Regions from separate parts of the Mus musculus genome. Here region 2 is linked to region 1. The links are chromatin loops, found by intact Hi-C in ENCODE. Cell type or tissue: gastrocnemius. All regions are shown on one strand.

Region 1 (8,000 bases):
GAGATAATATACTGCCAGGTATTACTAATTAGAAATGAACATGTCCAATGACTCACAGAGGAAACGCACACCTTGAGTGCTGGGTGTCCATACTTAGTATCAAACATTGTGCTTAGTGAAGGAGAGAGGCAAGGGCGGTGGTTAGAGCCAGACCACCAGCTTGGGGGACAAGCTTCTCTACCTCACGACTGTTATGCTTGTAGGGATGGTGTTGCTATTTATTACACTGAGATCTCTCTACATACAGATGACCTAAGATCCAGCTTCTCAACTCCAGAATAGACCCTGCTCAGGCCACCTGTCCCCCTCTCTCTTAGCTGGCTATATGACAGTCATTCAAGTGCCTCTCACTAGGAGCTACTTAATTACATGCATCCCGTGTTTGTTCTGAGGTAAGTTACTCTCCGTGAAGTGCATCAAAGCCTCCAACCCATTTATGCTCATGGGCCTCTAACATCCCTAATGTCATATATGAACACATGTATTTTCATTCATTCATTCATTCATTCATTCATTCATTCATTCATTGATTCATTCATGCATGCATTAAATATGTATTTAACACTCTTCAAAGATACTAACACAGGATATTTATAGTTGGATAATATTCCTTGGATTTTGTTGTTTCTTCTCTCTTAGAACAATTTAAAAGTTTTGAAAACATATCCTGTCATTGAAGTAGGTCTCCTTGTACAGCTCAGGGTGGCTTTAACGTGACAATTCCCTTGCCTCAGCTGGGATCATAGGCATGTGCCACCAGGCTTGCTTGCTTTTGAACAAGCTCAGTTTTATTTAAAAACAAACAAACAAACAAACATACTAGCAAAATCCACAGATGTTAAGAATCATCTTTGCCTTGGTACAGCTGAGTCAGCTCTGACTATAAACCATGACATGTAATGTAAAGCCAGAGGGTAAAAATAAATGGAATTTCAACACACACACAAACACACACACACACACACACACACACACACACACACACACACACACACAGAGCAGAGCAAGTCAACCCAAGGAGGGAACTGGTAGGCATGAGGGAAGCTGCAGATTCCGATTTCTTAGAATACTTTTTGATGAAGAAAATAAAAGAGTAATAAACAAACCCTATTTCTAGAAGCCGGGTTCCAGAGTGATGGCCGTTAGTTGCTAGAAAATTCTTTCCCTCATATTCTTGGGACTGCCTGCATGGGTCCGGTATGTGTGGCTATTCCTGTGTTTAAGGGCACTTAGGGACAACTCGGTTTTCAAGGCAGAGGAAGGAAATCAGAGTGAGGTGAGAGCCAAACTCCCCATTTCGGCAGAATTAACTCAGGTGGTGAGGAGAGGCAGGGTGTGACCACCTCGCTTCTAGAATTAGCAATGTCACATTGGAAGAGACATTTTCTGACTTTTCTCCATCTCAATTTCCTTCCCAGTGGCTTCGTACCTGTTAAATGACTTTGTAAATATTCCTAAATGACAGATTGGTAGTGGGTGTGGTGTAAAAAGGAAAGAGGGAAGAGGCTAACGACCACACATAAAACAAGCAGCCCTTAGAGCCACTGGCCAATTTTTACAGCTGGATTTTTATAAACTCCTTGAAGAGTTGGGCGAGGGACTGGTTTACGATGTTACCATAGCGATACTGCTGGTTTTTGAGAAAATATTGAGATGCTGAAGTGGATGGACTGTGGAGAAACAAGCAGAGTGGATGGGACAAGCAGGAAAGAATTATAGACCCTCACTAAATATTTCACCGGCAGGATGCCTTACTGAACTGTCCCTGGATTTAATTAGCTGTGGAGAGAAGGGGGAAGGGTTAATCCAAGGTCACTGTGGAGGAAAACGAAGCTTGTGACACACGCTGCTATTTTGATATCTGCTGAATGCCACGTTATAGTCAATGAGGATGGTGGCTGAGTCCATCCGGGAAGTAGTAGGTAGCGTAGATTCTTTACATTAGCAGATAGGACAGAGTTCGGCGATGGCGTTTCTGTAGAAATTTCTCTCAGATTCCTTCTGCCAAGCCAGCATTTTCTGGTAAAGTGTTGGAAGTGACTGCCAAGGAAGAAGAATTTGCCAGTTTTCGAGTTGAGAAACAATTTGATTGAACTCAATTAAAAACAATTGTTTTGTTTAATTGTGTTTTTCCGTACTTGAATTTGCCTGTTTACACTAACTCAAGCCCATGGCTGTCTTACTCTCAGTCACACAGGGGGTGACCACACGTCTTCTCAGAAAAAGCTTGCTTGTTTGGAGGAAATAAACTGTGCAGTCCTGTGGGATGAAGGGGGGTGTGGGGCGATGTGCCGGCCATACTGAGCTACACCACCATTCACATATCATTTCAACATATAAGACAACCTCTGCCGTGGGCCAGGACTTTTCCAAGTGCCTTGTTCTCCGTGATCACTAGGACAGAGTTTCCCTGTCACAGAGTCTGAGAACCAGGCTCTATCCTCAGAGCAAATAACCTAGGGGGCACAGAGAATGGTCTAAAGATGATTTGTTAGTCACATCTATAACAAACCCACGGGCTATCTCAGTAATACTGTCATGCACAAGAACTGTCTGGTCTTTAAAATCCCTTATAACTGCCAGGTAGGATCCCTGTGGTATTTCACAACTGGATGCCTTCATATACAACTTTTTATATATTTTTTTGTACCAGTGTAATGGCATCCTCCCCAACCTTCTAGTTTTTTTTTTTTTTTTTTATTAAGAGTAAAAGTTCATACTCATACCCCAAGCTGAGTATTTCATCTGTCTTAAGTGGCCTGTGTGAGGAAATATCTAGTCATCACTATGTAGTAAAGGAGGGGGAGAAGAAAAAGCAACTAATTTTAGTAAAATCAAAGAAGAGTTAACTCACAAGATGGTCCTATATTATGTTAAAATAAAAGGTTTTATGGATGTTGTAGTGGCTAGTTTTGTGTCAACTTGACTCAGCTGGAGTTATTACAGAGAAAGGAGCTTCAGTTGAGGAGATGCCTCCATGATATCCAACTGGAAGGCATTTTCTCAATTAGTGATCAAGGGGGAAAGGCCCCTTGTGGGTGGGGCCATCTCTGGGCTGGTAATCTTGGTTCTATAAGAGAGCAGGCTGAGCAAGCCAGGGGAGGCAAGCCAGCAAGGAACATCCCTCCATGGCCTCTGCATCAGCTGCTGTTTTCTGACCTGCTTGAGTTCCAGTCCTGACTTTCTTTAGTGATGAACAGCAATGTGGAAATGTAAGCTGACAAACCCTTTCGTCCCCAACTTGTTTTTTGGTCATGATGTTTGTTTAGGAATAGAAACCCTGACTAAAACAGATGTGGAAGATGATGTGATGTTTGTCTTTCTGTACTAAGCTTACTGTGCATGACATAACATCCTGGTTCATCAACTGCACAAATTGTAGGATTTCCTTTCTTTTAATACTGCATAGTATTCCATGTGGTGGAGGAGATAGCTTCTCTAGTCATTCATTCACCAGTACACACTTAAGTGGATTATATTATGAATAGCATAGCCATAATATTAGAGATAAGAGACATAAGAAATGATTATTCAATGGATGCAAAGTTATAGTTAAATTGGGAAATAACACATTTTCCAGAATTCTGTTGCACAGTAGGGTGACCATCTTTATAATGTTTTATTGTATATTTCAAAATAGCTAAAGAACTTTGAACATTCTTACTACAAAAAATGAAAAGTGCTTATGCTAACTACCCTTATTTGATCATTACGCAATATGTGTGTGCATCAATGCATGGCAGTATACATAAAAATGTAGATGGCTATTTTTCCAAATAAAAATAAAACATAAAAATAGACAAAGGGAAAACGTGTGAAGCATCAGGAAACAATGTTTTCACATTGGGTGTTGACCATCATTCCAAGCCAAAGTATACTGAGCATTAGTCAAAGAACCCTGTGCTAGGAGACACTGTGTAATTCTAACCACAGTAATACTGCCAGAGGATCTTAAAGGAGTTCCCCTGAGCTGCAGACCTAGAGGGAATGGTTTAAGACGGAGCCTAATGGTGAAGGTTACTATGCTCGCCAGCTGCCTTGGGGTTGGTTGACCTTTGGGCTTAAGAGCCAGAAGCTGATATGGAATGGCAGCAGTTGTGGGAACAAGATACTACAGGATCTTCACCTCACCGCTTCATTCAGCTCACCCTGTTAAAAATCTTACTATTCCATGTATTTCTTAAGTAGGCTTTAACTGGTTGTCCATGGTCCTGGATGGGTTCCTGTATAGGCCAGCAGAATCTGGAGCATATGGACAGGAGCTGATTACTTGTACAAATTCTGTGGATGTTTCCCTGGCCCCACTGGAAATTTCTGTCACCCTGGATGCCACAAAGACAAGAACATGTATGGCTGACATATTTTTTTTTTAATAGTGCTAGAAAGAAGCTGATGGCTTGATCAATAAAATGCTTGCTGTGCAAGCATGAGGAACTGAGTTCAGGTCCTCAATACTTACATATAAAACGCACAGTATGGTGGCCAGCATCTGTAATTCCATCACTACAGAGACAAACAGACAGACCCTTGGAGCTCATTGGCCAACCAGCTTAGCTAAATCAGTGAGCTCTGGATTTAGTTTGTCTCAAAAAATAAGGTAGAAGTGATTGAGGGAAATACCAGACATCAACCTCTGGCCCCCACGTGTATTGGCACACACATGAACATGCATCTCTGTGCATGCATGTGCACACATCTACATGAATACATCCACACATACAAGAGAGGGAGGGGGAGAGGGAAAGGGAGGAGGGGGAGGAAGAGGAGGAGGGGAAGAGAGAGAGGAAGGGAAGGAAGGAGAGGAGGGAGTTGAGGGAGGGAGGGAGAGAGAGAGAGAGAGAGAGAGAGAGAGAGAGAGAGAGAGAGAGAGAGAGAGAGAGAGATTGTCAATCCAGCAGCCCAAAAGTCAGGGGTAGGAGCTGAGTCTCCTGAAACTTCTTTGTACTTGGAAAGACTGTGGTACTCACAGTAGTCATAGTAATAATTCAGAGCTGCTTAAAGAATGCTTCTTGCAGCTGGGTGTGGTGGCACACACCTTTAATCCCAGCACTCAGGAGGCAGAGGCAGGTGGATTTCTGAGTTCGAGGCCAGCCTGGTCTACAAAGTGAGTTCCAGGACAGCCAAGGATACACAGAGAAACCCTGTCTCAGAACCCCCATTGCTGTCATAGTTACATGTCTATTGTTATGAAGAGATGCCATGATCAAGGAAACTTATAGAAGAAAGGGTTTATTTAAAGCTTACAGTTACATAGTGTCTGATTTCCATGACCTTCCTGGTAAGGAACATGGCAGCAGCCGGCAGGCATGGCTATCAAGCTGGAGGTGAAAACTTACATTTTGATCTACAAACAAGAAGAAAAGAGATTTGTCTGGGAATGGCATGAGTGTTTTGAAACCTCAAATCCCATCCCTAGTGACATACCACCTCCAGCAAGACCCTACCTCTTAATCCTTCCCAAACACTTCCACCAACTGCGGACCAAATATCCAAACATATAAACCCATGGGGCCATTTTTTTCAATTTTTTAATTAGATATTTTCTTTATTTACATTTCAAATGCTATCCTGAAAGTCCCCTATACCTTCGCCCCAGCCCCTGCTCCCCTACCAACCCACTCCCATTTCTTGGCCCTGGTGTTCCCCTGTACTGGAGCATGTAAAGTTTGCAAGACCAAGGGGCCTCTCTTCCCAATGATGCCCAACTAGGCCATCTTCTGCTACATATGCAGCTAGAGGCACGAGCTCTGGGGGTACTGGTTAGTTTATATTGTTGTTCCACCTATATATAGAGTTGCAGACCCCTTCAGCTCCTTGGGTACTTTCTCTAGCTCCTCCATTGAGGACGCGGTGTTCCATCCAGTAGATGACAATGAGCATCCACTTCTGTATTTGCCAGGAACTGACATAGCCTCACACGAGATAGCTACATCAGGGTCCTTTTTGCAAAATCTTGCTGGCATATGCAATAGCGTCTGCATTTGGTGGCTGATTATGGGATGGATCCCTGGATGGGGTAGTCTCTGGATGGTCCATCCTTTTGTCTCAACTCCAAACTTTGTCTCTGTAACTCCTTCTATGTGTAGTTTGTTCCCTATTCTAAGGAGGAATGAAGTATCCACGTGTTGGTCTTCCTTCTTCTTGGTTTTCTTGTGTTTTGCAAATTGTGTCTTGTGTATTCTAAGTTTCTGGGCTAATATCCACTTATTAGTGACTGCATATCAAGTGAGTTCTTTTGTGATTGTGTTACCTCACTCAGGATGATAACCTCCAGATCCATCCATTTGCCTATGAATTTCATAAATTCATTGTTTTTAATAGCTGAGTAGTACTCCATTGTGTAAATGTACCACATTTTCTGTATCCAGTCCTCTGTTGAGGGGCATCTGGGTTCTTTCCAGCTTCTGGCTATTATAAGTAAGGCTGCTATGAACACAGTGGAGCATGTATCCTTATTACCAGTTAGAACATTTTCTGGATATATGCCCAGGAGAGGTATTACTGGATCTACTGGTAATACTATATCCAATTTTCTGAGGAACCATCAGACTGATTTCCAGAGTGGTTGTACAAGTTTGCTATCCCACCAGCAATGGAGGAGTGTTCCTTTTTCTCCACATCCTGGCCAGCATCTGCTGTCACCTGAATTTTTGATCTTAGCCATTCTGACTGGTGTGAGGTGGAATCTCAGGGTTGTTTTGATTTGCATTTCCCTGATGATTAAGGATGCTTAACATTTTTTCAGGTGCTTCTCAACCCTTCTGTATTCCTCAATTGACAATTCTTTGTTTAGCTCTGAACCCCATTTTTAATGGGGTTATTTTAATTTCTGGAGTCCAGCTTCTTGAGCTCTTTGTATATATTGAATATTAGTCACCTATCAGATTTGGGATTGGTAAAAATCCTTTCCCAATCTGTTGGTGGCCTTTTTGTCTTATTGACAGTATATTTTGCCTTATGGAAGCTTTGCAATTTTATGAGGTCCCATTTGTCGATTCTTGATCTTACAGCACAAGCCATTGCTGTTCTGTTTAGGAATTTTCCCCCTGTGCCCACATCTTCGAGGCTTTTCCCCACTTTCTCCTCTATAAATTTCAATGTCTCTGGTTTTATTTGGAATTCTTTGATCCACTTAGACTTGAGCTTTGTACAAGGAGATAAGAATGGATCAATTCGCATTCTTCTACATGATAACTGCCAGTTGTGCCAGCACCATTTGTTGAAAATGCTGTCTTTTTTCCACTGGATGGTTTTAGCTCCCTTGTCAAAGATCAAGTGACCATAGGTGTGTGGGTTCATTTCTGGGTCTTCAATTCTATTCCATTGATCTACCTATCTGTTGCTGTACCAGTACCATGCAGTTCTTATCACAATTGCTCTGTAGTATAGCTTAATGTCAGGCATGGTGATTCCACCAGAGGTTCTTTTATTGTTGAGGATAGTTTTTGCTACCCTAGGTTTTTTATTTTTCCAGATGAATTTGCAGATTACCCTTTCTAACTCAGTGAAGAATTGAGTTGGAATTTTGATGGGGATTGCATTGAATCTGTAGATTGCTTTCAGCAGGATAGCCATTTTTACTATATTAATCCTGCCAACCCATGAGCATGGGAGATCTTTCCATCTTCTGATATCTTCTTCATTTTCTTTCTTCAGAGACTTGAAGTTCTTATCAAACAAACCTTTCACTTCCTTAGTTAGAGTCACACCAAGGTATTTTATATTATTTGTGACTATTGTGAAGGGTGTTTTTTCCCTAATTTCTTTCTCATCCTGTTTATCCTTTGTAGAGAGAAAGGCCACTGATTTGTTTGAGTTAACTTTATATCCATGGAGCCATTCTTATTCAAACCAGCACAGCCATTAAGCTGTTTCTAGGCCTTGCACCAAAACTTCCTTAGATGTGCAAAGGCAAACGTTGCTTGGGAACTCCTCTGTACTACAGTGACCAGTACAGAACACATGAATAAATGCACTTGTGTTTGGAAGAGTTTCACTCT
Region 2 (8,000 bases), 120 kb before region 1:
AGAGAAGGGAAAAGATGGAGTGTGGCTACTGGTTCTTGCTATCTGGAAAATTGTCGACATGGTGACAAAAACTTCTTCGGGGAAGACAAGCTCCCCTGTGCCTGGCAGTAGAGCCCCAGCCTTTCCTTTCCCCCTGTCCTTCTTCTGGGGAAATTCCAGCTCCATGGTTCCATTGCTCAATGGTCTCTGTATCTGAAGGGAGAAGCTCACCTGCCTGTCCTCTCCAGCTGAGTTGGTCACATTGAGCTGAAGAGCAGCCTCCAGGATTCACAAACTCCCAGACCATCAGAAAGGGAACTAAGTTTGTCCTAAGACCTTCGCATCTGTGAAGTGCTAAGGAGCCTGAAGTGAATTATGTTGGACTTGGAGGAGTCACTATGTCCCTCCCATGACTCTGGTTTATATGAGAAAAGAGAGGGACATTTGGATCTGGAGTCCTGATTCTCGTAAGGTGCGGGGTGCGGGTGGGGGAGTCACAAATAGGAAGAAAAATGGAAGCAGAGATGATAGCATTGCTGTGATTAAACAAGTGCCGCCAGGAGCCAGCAGAAGGAAGGGTCTTCCTCTCCACCTTCTAAGGAGACATACAGCTACTATGCTTGATCCGTAAGACGATTAGCTTCTTCATCTGTGGGGAAATATACTTTCATAGTGTTTAAGGTGCCCAGCTTGTGGCATTTTGTTACAGTAACTATAAAGCTCTAAAACAATTAACAGCTACGCTCTTCTAAGGTATTGAGACTGTAATGAATTCATATGGTAAATATGATTAGATTTAGTAATGATAACATTTTAACTAAATATACTTCGGGACTATTTGATACTAAGGTAATGACAGCCATCAAGGCTGCTGGTGCTTATGGGTCTTTTGTGACTGTCTCTGTGACTCCGGGAAATGACAGGTGCTGAGTGAAGGCGAAGTGATTTACAGCAGGGTGGTCAGTCAACATGCAAGAGGTGCATCTCCATGTGTTCACCCATCCACCATGGAGGGGGTTGGAGCTGTTCTTTGACTGCATGTAACACATTAGACCACGAATCATTTAGAGTTACCTGTTATGGGCCCCTCCCTGGAGTTACACGTTCCATCTCTTCCTCAGTAAACACCCACAGCACCTAGGTTTGTGTACTTAAGAAATTTCCGTTAAGCTCAGCTTAAGGAGTGTGCAAGTTCCTTTCATTAAAGTACATTGGTCTTCTCTTAGCTACTGTCTCAATTCTAAAGTTTCATTTACTTACCTCTAACTGCCATCCCAAATCCACGAAACGGAACATTCCAGAAATAAACAACCTAGCTGGTAACTTTTATTATAGTCTACAATCATCCTGTTATTATTATTTATGATGGTTGATCTCTTGCTGTGTCCAATTTATTAAACTTTACCACAGGAGAAAACATAGTGTATATATTGGTTTGTATTACCCTTAGATGTTTCAGATACTCAATGCAGGTCTTGGAATGTCTTTTCCAAGGGAGAACTACTATGCATTGGATGAATAATTTTTGGTCTTATATGCCCAGATCCTGGGTGGCTCCCTGGTAGACTGAGAGTTCTCTGTATGGTCCAAAGCCATTTTGTGACAGTTCTTTCCTTTTTTTTGATTTGATTATTACTCAGAAACACATACTCCTATATGGGCAAGTACAAAGGTGGCCCCAGCAGCCACAAACCTACAAGAGACAATACAGATGGAGGCCTAGCACTTGCTGCCTGCCCTCCTGAGGGACTTCACAGAGGCAGGCTTGGCTCATGGTTTTCATTGTCTATTGCTGTGATTTCATATGAGCCTGTCTATCAGTTGTGGCTACTTCTGAATCTGATAGCCTTTGCATAGAGTATGGGGAAAAACATGACAGTCTTGATGGCCCGTGGCTCACTTTGGCCTCTTCTCTTTTAGTTTGGTGATGTATGGTGACAGTCAAAGGTCACAGTGGCAGAAAGCATCTGGCAGAGGCAAACACCAATATAATCTATTATACAACAAAGAGAATTTGATTTAATGAAGTGATTTTGTAATTCAGACAGGTCAAGTTAGTGCTATACATAAAATGACAGCATGAATGACTTTTAGATGTACATAGAAATTTCACACGCAAAAGCATGTCTCTATCATTCCCTCCCACACCCTCAGGATCACATAGCAGAGTCCCAGTCAGGTAAAACTAACCTAGCATCAACTAATTCCATCATTCGATACTTAACAACAACAACAACAAAAATGTGCTGAGTGGGAGCAACTCCCTGAAGTGAAACGAAATCAGTCTGCTGAGCCGGGCTGAGGCCTCAGAGGACAGTCCGGAAGCTCTTGTGTGGAAGCTGTCATGGAGAGACTGTCAACATCTCAGAGGTGCTGCTGGAGCAGTAGAGCAGCTGTAGGTGTGAGGTGGGGACCACGGGCTGTGTTCTGCCTCTCCTATGGGGCCACTGGAGGAAATGATGTGAACATTCAACCCTAGTGAAAATGTCCCAGGGAGAGGATCCCAAGTCTCTAAACAACCATGAGCTGCAGACAGCCAGGGCCATATATGGAACAGGCATTTCATTATTATTTGTTAAATGAATGAATGAGAGAGCAAGAGAGTGTCATGTGGCTCAACACTAAGTTGAACCCTATTATTACTATTATTATTAGACTACAAAATACATAATATCTATAACACTGATTGGGTTAGAAAAATCAGCAATAGTTGCAGAGTTTAAATAACGAAATAAAAGATTTGTGGGAAATATAGGGCCTCACATGTATTTTAAAATGAATGTGATTTTATAAAAGTTTTATTTCAGTTATGTGCAGGCATATATAATTTGGTTGTATGTGTATTTCTTCTGAGAACCTGACCAAAAATTCATTTCTGAGAGTGTATTTTCAGTAAGATTGAATGATGTTGATGGAGAGGAAACTACAGGAGCGTGTAGGCTCTGCAGATGGACCAGGAGCTGAATGTTGGTTCCTTATGAATCACTGAGCGTGCTACTTAAATCTGACTAGGTACCAAACATGTATTTCACGTGTGCCATGCACGAGGCTCTATGCTTTGAGGCAGGGATGGGTGAGGATAAAGAAGACATCTTCTACCCTTCCCCATAAGCACAGTGTCCATTATTTCAAGTGTTGTGCCTGTTTCGTGAACCCCAAAAGACCACCAAGAAGCTGACTCTGATGCAGTCACACTAGGGTCTTCATTATAAGCTAGAGCTTTGGCCACGTGCCACTGTCTCTGATGCAGCAGAACTGGAGGGTGCAGCCCTGAGTTCTCAGCTGGACAAAGCTTTATAACAAATGGCAAGCAAGTGAGGAAGGTCTCTAGCCTGGCACACATCTCATTGTGTGTGTGTGTGGGGGGGGGGGGTATTATGGAATTTTGTTGCCCTTTAACATAATTGGCTGGTGCTGGGAGCCAAACCATAAATTTAACTTCTGCTTTCCTTCTGATTGGTGGTTGTTAGGAAGTGAAATAACAGGGGGTCAGGCTTGTAACCTGGAAACTGGTGCTAGACACTGGCTTATTGAGGAGTAACCTGGAAACTGGTGCTAGGAGCCCTGCTTGTTGGTTAACTCATGTTCAACCTGAGGTCATGTTCTCTTAGATCGAGTCTGAACCCAAGATCTGGTCTCTTACAAGCACGTGAGGTTCTCTGATTGATCAATATCATGGATACTTGGGAGGGAGGACTATGGCAAAATTCAGTGTTGAGTCAGGATCCAAAGGAGCCAATGGGATCCAGGTTTCTTCTGCCTGTCACTCCTCTTCCTACGATGCTGATAACCCAACACCAGTTCTCTCTCCAGGCATGATGTAAGTTTAAATTCCTGCAATCTAAGCCAAACCTTCAAGACTGGGGACTCCAACAGCCTAAGACAGCTTTGTCTTTTCCATCTATACTTCCAAGGGAGTGCACTGTTCTGTTGACCCATTAGCTGCCGAGATTCCCAGCCACAGCTCAGTTTTGGGTACCATAAATATCATCCAGCAATCTTTGGGAGAGGAAGGTGAACATAGGATGTAGTTACAAACACAAACTGTTTCTCGAGAGATCATGGAAGGCTTTATTCTCAGTAACGATTTTTATTTTCTTCCCTCAACATTAGCAAGATATACGGTCTGGCAGTAAGATCAGAGGTCTTTTATCCTCAACTCTTCTAGAATCAGACCATGGGGCAGGTTGATGAGATTGTAGTGCTAAGGAAGTGTTTGATCTGCCCCCACCCCTAAAAAACAAACAAACAAACAAAAAACAGACAAGAGCCAATCTGATGCAATTCACAGCAGAGTCTTTATTCAAGCTAGCTTGTCCCCCCCACCCCCCACCCCCCCAAGACACACACACACACACACACACACACACACACACACACACACACCTCACTAACCTCTGATCTGGCTGATGTTTGTGCCGGTGTATAAGGTACATCAGACAGCGTCTCTTGCTGCTTTTTGGATTCCGCTGGAGCTGGACCCGCACTTGGGGGCATGTTCTCATTTGGCACCGGGCATCCTCGTGGATTCGTTTCTCAGCCAGACTCCATGATTGAGCAAGTTGCCGTGGCCAGACAGGAGTTTTTAAAACTAATTTCAGCCAGTCATAACTAAGGCATTTACACATTACCCCCCTTACTCCAACTTTATCACATCCACACGTTCACGCTATGGCTTGGTTTGTAGCACTGGGAAAAATGCCTTCTGGGGCCTTGTGTTCCTTATAGTCAGGTTCTCTCAAATGGAATCTGGACTTAAAAGATTTGACCTCTGGAGATCAGGATGGAAATGATGTAATTGAATCTCACTAGATAAAGCCTTAACAGCAGCACATCCTTTAGGAAGAAGCAAACAGCCACCTATAGTAAGATGAGCTTTGTTATGTGTGTGTGTGTGTGTGTGTGTGTGTGTGTGTGTGTGTGTGTGTGTCTGTCTGTCTGTCTGTCTGTCTGTCTGTCTGTCTGCATGAATGTGAGTGGAGGCCAGAGGTTGGCATGAAGGGTACTCGGCCACTCTTCTTCCTTCAAGACAGGTCTTTTTTACTGAACCTGAATCTTGTGGATTTGGCTAGCTGGGCTGGCCAGCATGCTACTGGATCCTTCTGTTTTCTTGTCCTCTAGGCCCTACTGGGCTATGAGTCTAGCCACAATTGGGCCACCCCACACCAGCTTTCTATGTGGGTTCTAGGGATCCAAATTCAGGTCCTAGTGCCTGCATGGCAAGCACATAACTGACTGAGGCATTTCACCAGCCCAAATCTTTCTTCTTCTTTTCTTCTTCTTCTTCTTCTTCTTCTTCTTCTTCTTCTTCTTCTTCTTCTTCTTCTTCTTCTTCTTCTTCTTCTTCTTCTTCTTCGATTTATTTGTTTTATGTATATGAGTATAGTGTAGCTGTCTTCAGACACACCAGAAGAGGGTATCAGATTTCATTACAGATGGTTGTAAGTCACCATGTAGTTGCTGGAAATCGAATTTAGGACCTCTAGAAGAGCAGTCTTGAAGTGCTCTTAAAGACTGAGACATCTCTCCAGTCCCTCCAGCCCAATTCTTATGTAAAAAGAGTTTGTCTTTAATGTTCCTTTTCCGTCTCTTTTAAGGAATCCTGCACTCTATAGGATCCTCTGGGTAACCAAGGCTATCCAGTTGTTCTACAGACAATTCTGTTGTGTAGAAATTTCCTCTGAATTTAAACACTAGTAAGTTTAAGGTTGAGGAAGGTTCATTAAGACTGAGGAGGTGGGCTGGAGAGATGGCTCAGAGGTAAAGAGCACTGACAGCTCTTCCAAAGGTCCTGAGTTCAGTTCCCAGCAATGACATGGTGTCTCACAACCAACTGTAATGGAATCCGATGCACTCTTCTGGTGTGTGTCTGAAGACAACTACAGTATACTCATATAAATAAAAATAAATAAATTAAAAAAAAAAGACTGAGGAGGTAAAGAAAACTCAAAAGGCTAAGGAGTCCCTGAAATTTACAAGATTCATGAGGTCTTTCCTCAACGTTACATAAGTAGTAAGGACTGCTGGGGACAGAGACTTGACAACCTTATTACACTGTCTGCGTGTCATTCGGGGAGCTCCAGAGTTGCAGCTTTCATGAGTTGTTGTCCCTGCTGGGAATAGGCTTTTCTGTGACAAAGCTGCCTTTGAGTTACCTATGTTGCTGTAGGCTCTCCTTCACCCATGCTCCTATAAGATAAACTCATTAGTTCACCAAGCTAGACTTAGGTGGAAATTGTCATTTGACCATTGATTTGAAAGGAATTCTTTTGGATGTCACTGGTGACAGATATCTTACATGAGATAATTGTCTGTAATGTCAGGGAGTGGTCTCAGCTTTCGAGGAAGAGTTGGATAAAGAAGACAAAGAGATGAAGAAACTCTGTGCAACCCTAAATCTGTTTATATGTCTGTTGTTTTATACTGGTATGCTACTAGGCTTTGGTGAGGACAAAGGTAGACATGTCTCTTTACCTCAGGCATTTGAAATCAGCAGGACAAGATGGGTTCTTAGAGCCCAGGTACTTGGACCCACCATTTAATGCTTATTAATCATGATGTGTGTGTGTGTGTGTGTGTGTATAATATTTGAAAGAGGGTCTTAATATGTAGCCATAACTGGCCGGAACTCTCTATGGTGACCTTGAACTCACAGAGATCTGCCTATTATACCTCTAGTTTGGGGACTAAAGGAGTGTACAAGATATTTTAATCTTATTTTATCTAATCTTGGAAGGTATTACAATCTTATCTGCACAGACCAGGAATAAAGATTCAGAAAAGCAAACCTCTTTTTTTCTTTAGCTTTAATGCAGACTGTGATCATGGAGTTAGAATTTAAGGTCAGTTCTTGTCAGGGTCTGAGTGTTACTGTTTTCAGTACCCTACACTAATGTGGAAACAAATACCAGGTAGACACGTGCAGAGAGACAGAAAAGACTCTGTGTGTGTGTGTGTGTGTGTGTGTGTGTGTGAGACAGAGACAGAGAGACAGAGACAGAGAGAGAAACAGAGACTATGGGTGTTCAGAGGATCAGAAGCCCTAGAGAGGGTTGATCCAAAAAGGCTTTTTTGTAGAGCTTGGGGATGGCCCTCTGAGAAATCAATGGTGGCGCCAGATAGATGATCTCAAGTGAGGCCTAGGAAGCACTGGAGGCTGGAGGCTGGAGGCTAGAGGGAAAGCAGTGGCTATGACCAAACACCAAACAAAAATCACCTTTAGGGAGGAAGGTTTTATTTTGTCTTACAGTCTAAAAAGGTACACCGTTCATCGGTGCAGAGAAGTGACCATGAGTAGAGTGTGGTACATTGCATCTGCAATCAGGAAACTGATTTCCAATAGGAAATGGGAACAGACCATCAAAGCTCAAGCCCCCCCCCCCCCCCCGTGTGTCACTTCCTCCAGGAAACCCCCCAAGTACAGGTTTCATAGCCTTTCAAAACAGAACAAGGTAGCTGGGGACCAAGTGTTGGTATCAGGACCTGACATCACATAGGCGGACCCGCAGACCTGTTGCCAAAGCAACAGCCACCTTATTCTCAGAATCCACTTGGCTCACCTCCCACCTTTACCTGTGTTACATCATCACCCATATATAAAGAAAGGCCCCCCTGATCTCTCTCTCTTCCCCACTTCTCTTTCTGCCACCACCTTGCCCCTCTCTCTCCCAATAAACCTCATGTGGAACTGTTTGGCTTGGTATAGTCCTTCTGAAGGCGCGCAACGTTCAAGATCTTAGCACCAAGTGTTCAAACCCATGAGTTTATGGGGGCATTGCACAATGCAAACCAAACAAAAGTGGTCCCTGTGGGCTCCCTTGAATTTCATCACAGTTTCACTGTCGGAGTCAGATGTAGGGCAAGTCTCCTTAAAGGAACAGAAGTAAATCAGCCTTGCCCTGCCCCTTGCAGTCTTCAGGGGGATGGGTCTTTATCTCTTGCTCCTTGGTCTGGGGTCTTTCCTCAGAAATTCCAACTAAACCCGCTGCTTGCCAGTCTCTAGGGCCTGAGGGAGGACCTGG

The links. Peaks named below come from ENCODE experiments on the same cell type or tissue, not always from the same donor. Only the 100,000 strongest peaks of a DNase experiment are listed, where the experiment ranks them.
Region 2: a loop joins it to region 1, with 1.8 times the contacts of the local background. A loop is called at or near these places in 2 of 42 quality-filtered maps.

What each region holds. Positions count from the first base shown.
Region 1 is chr13:41,870,654-41,878,653 of GRCm38, forward strand. The region is part of intron 1 of Gm10790 (predicted gene 10790); the gene reads left to right. Among named protein-coding and RNA genes, the nearest start is that of Gm10790, 8.7 kb to the left of the region's middle. In gastrocnemius, no CTCF peak of the experiment used is centred here; no DNase peak of the experiment used is centred here; H3K4me3 peaks cover 779 bases; H3K27ac peaks cover 712 bases.
Region 2 is chr13:41,750,971-41,758,970 of GRCm38, forward strand. No RefSeq gene overlaps it. Among named protein-coding and RNA genes, the nearest start is that of Gm40925, 78 kb to the left of the region's middle. In gastrocnemius, no CTCF peak of the experiment used is centred here; a DNase peak (open chromatin) is centred at 3,217; H3K4me3 peaks cover 139 bases.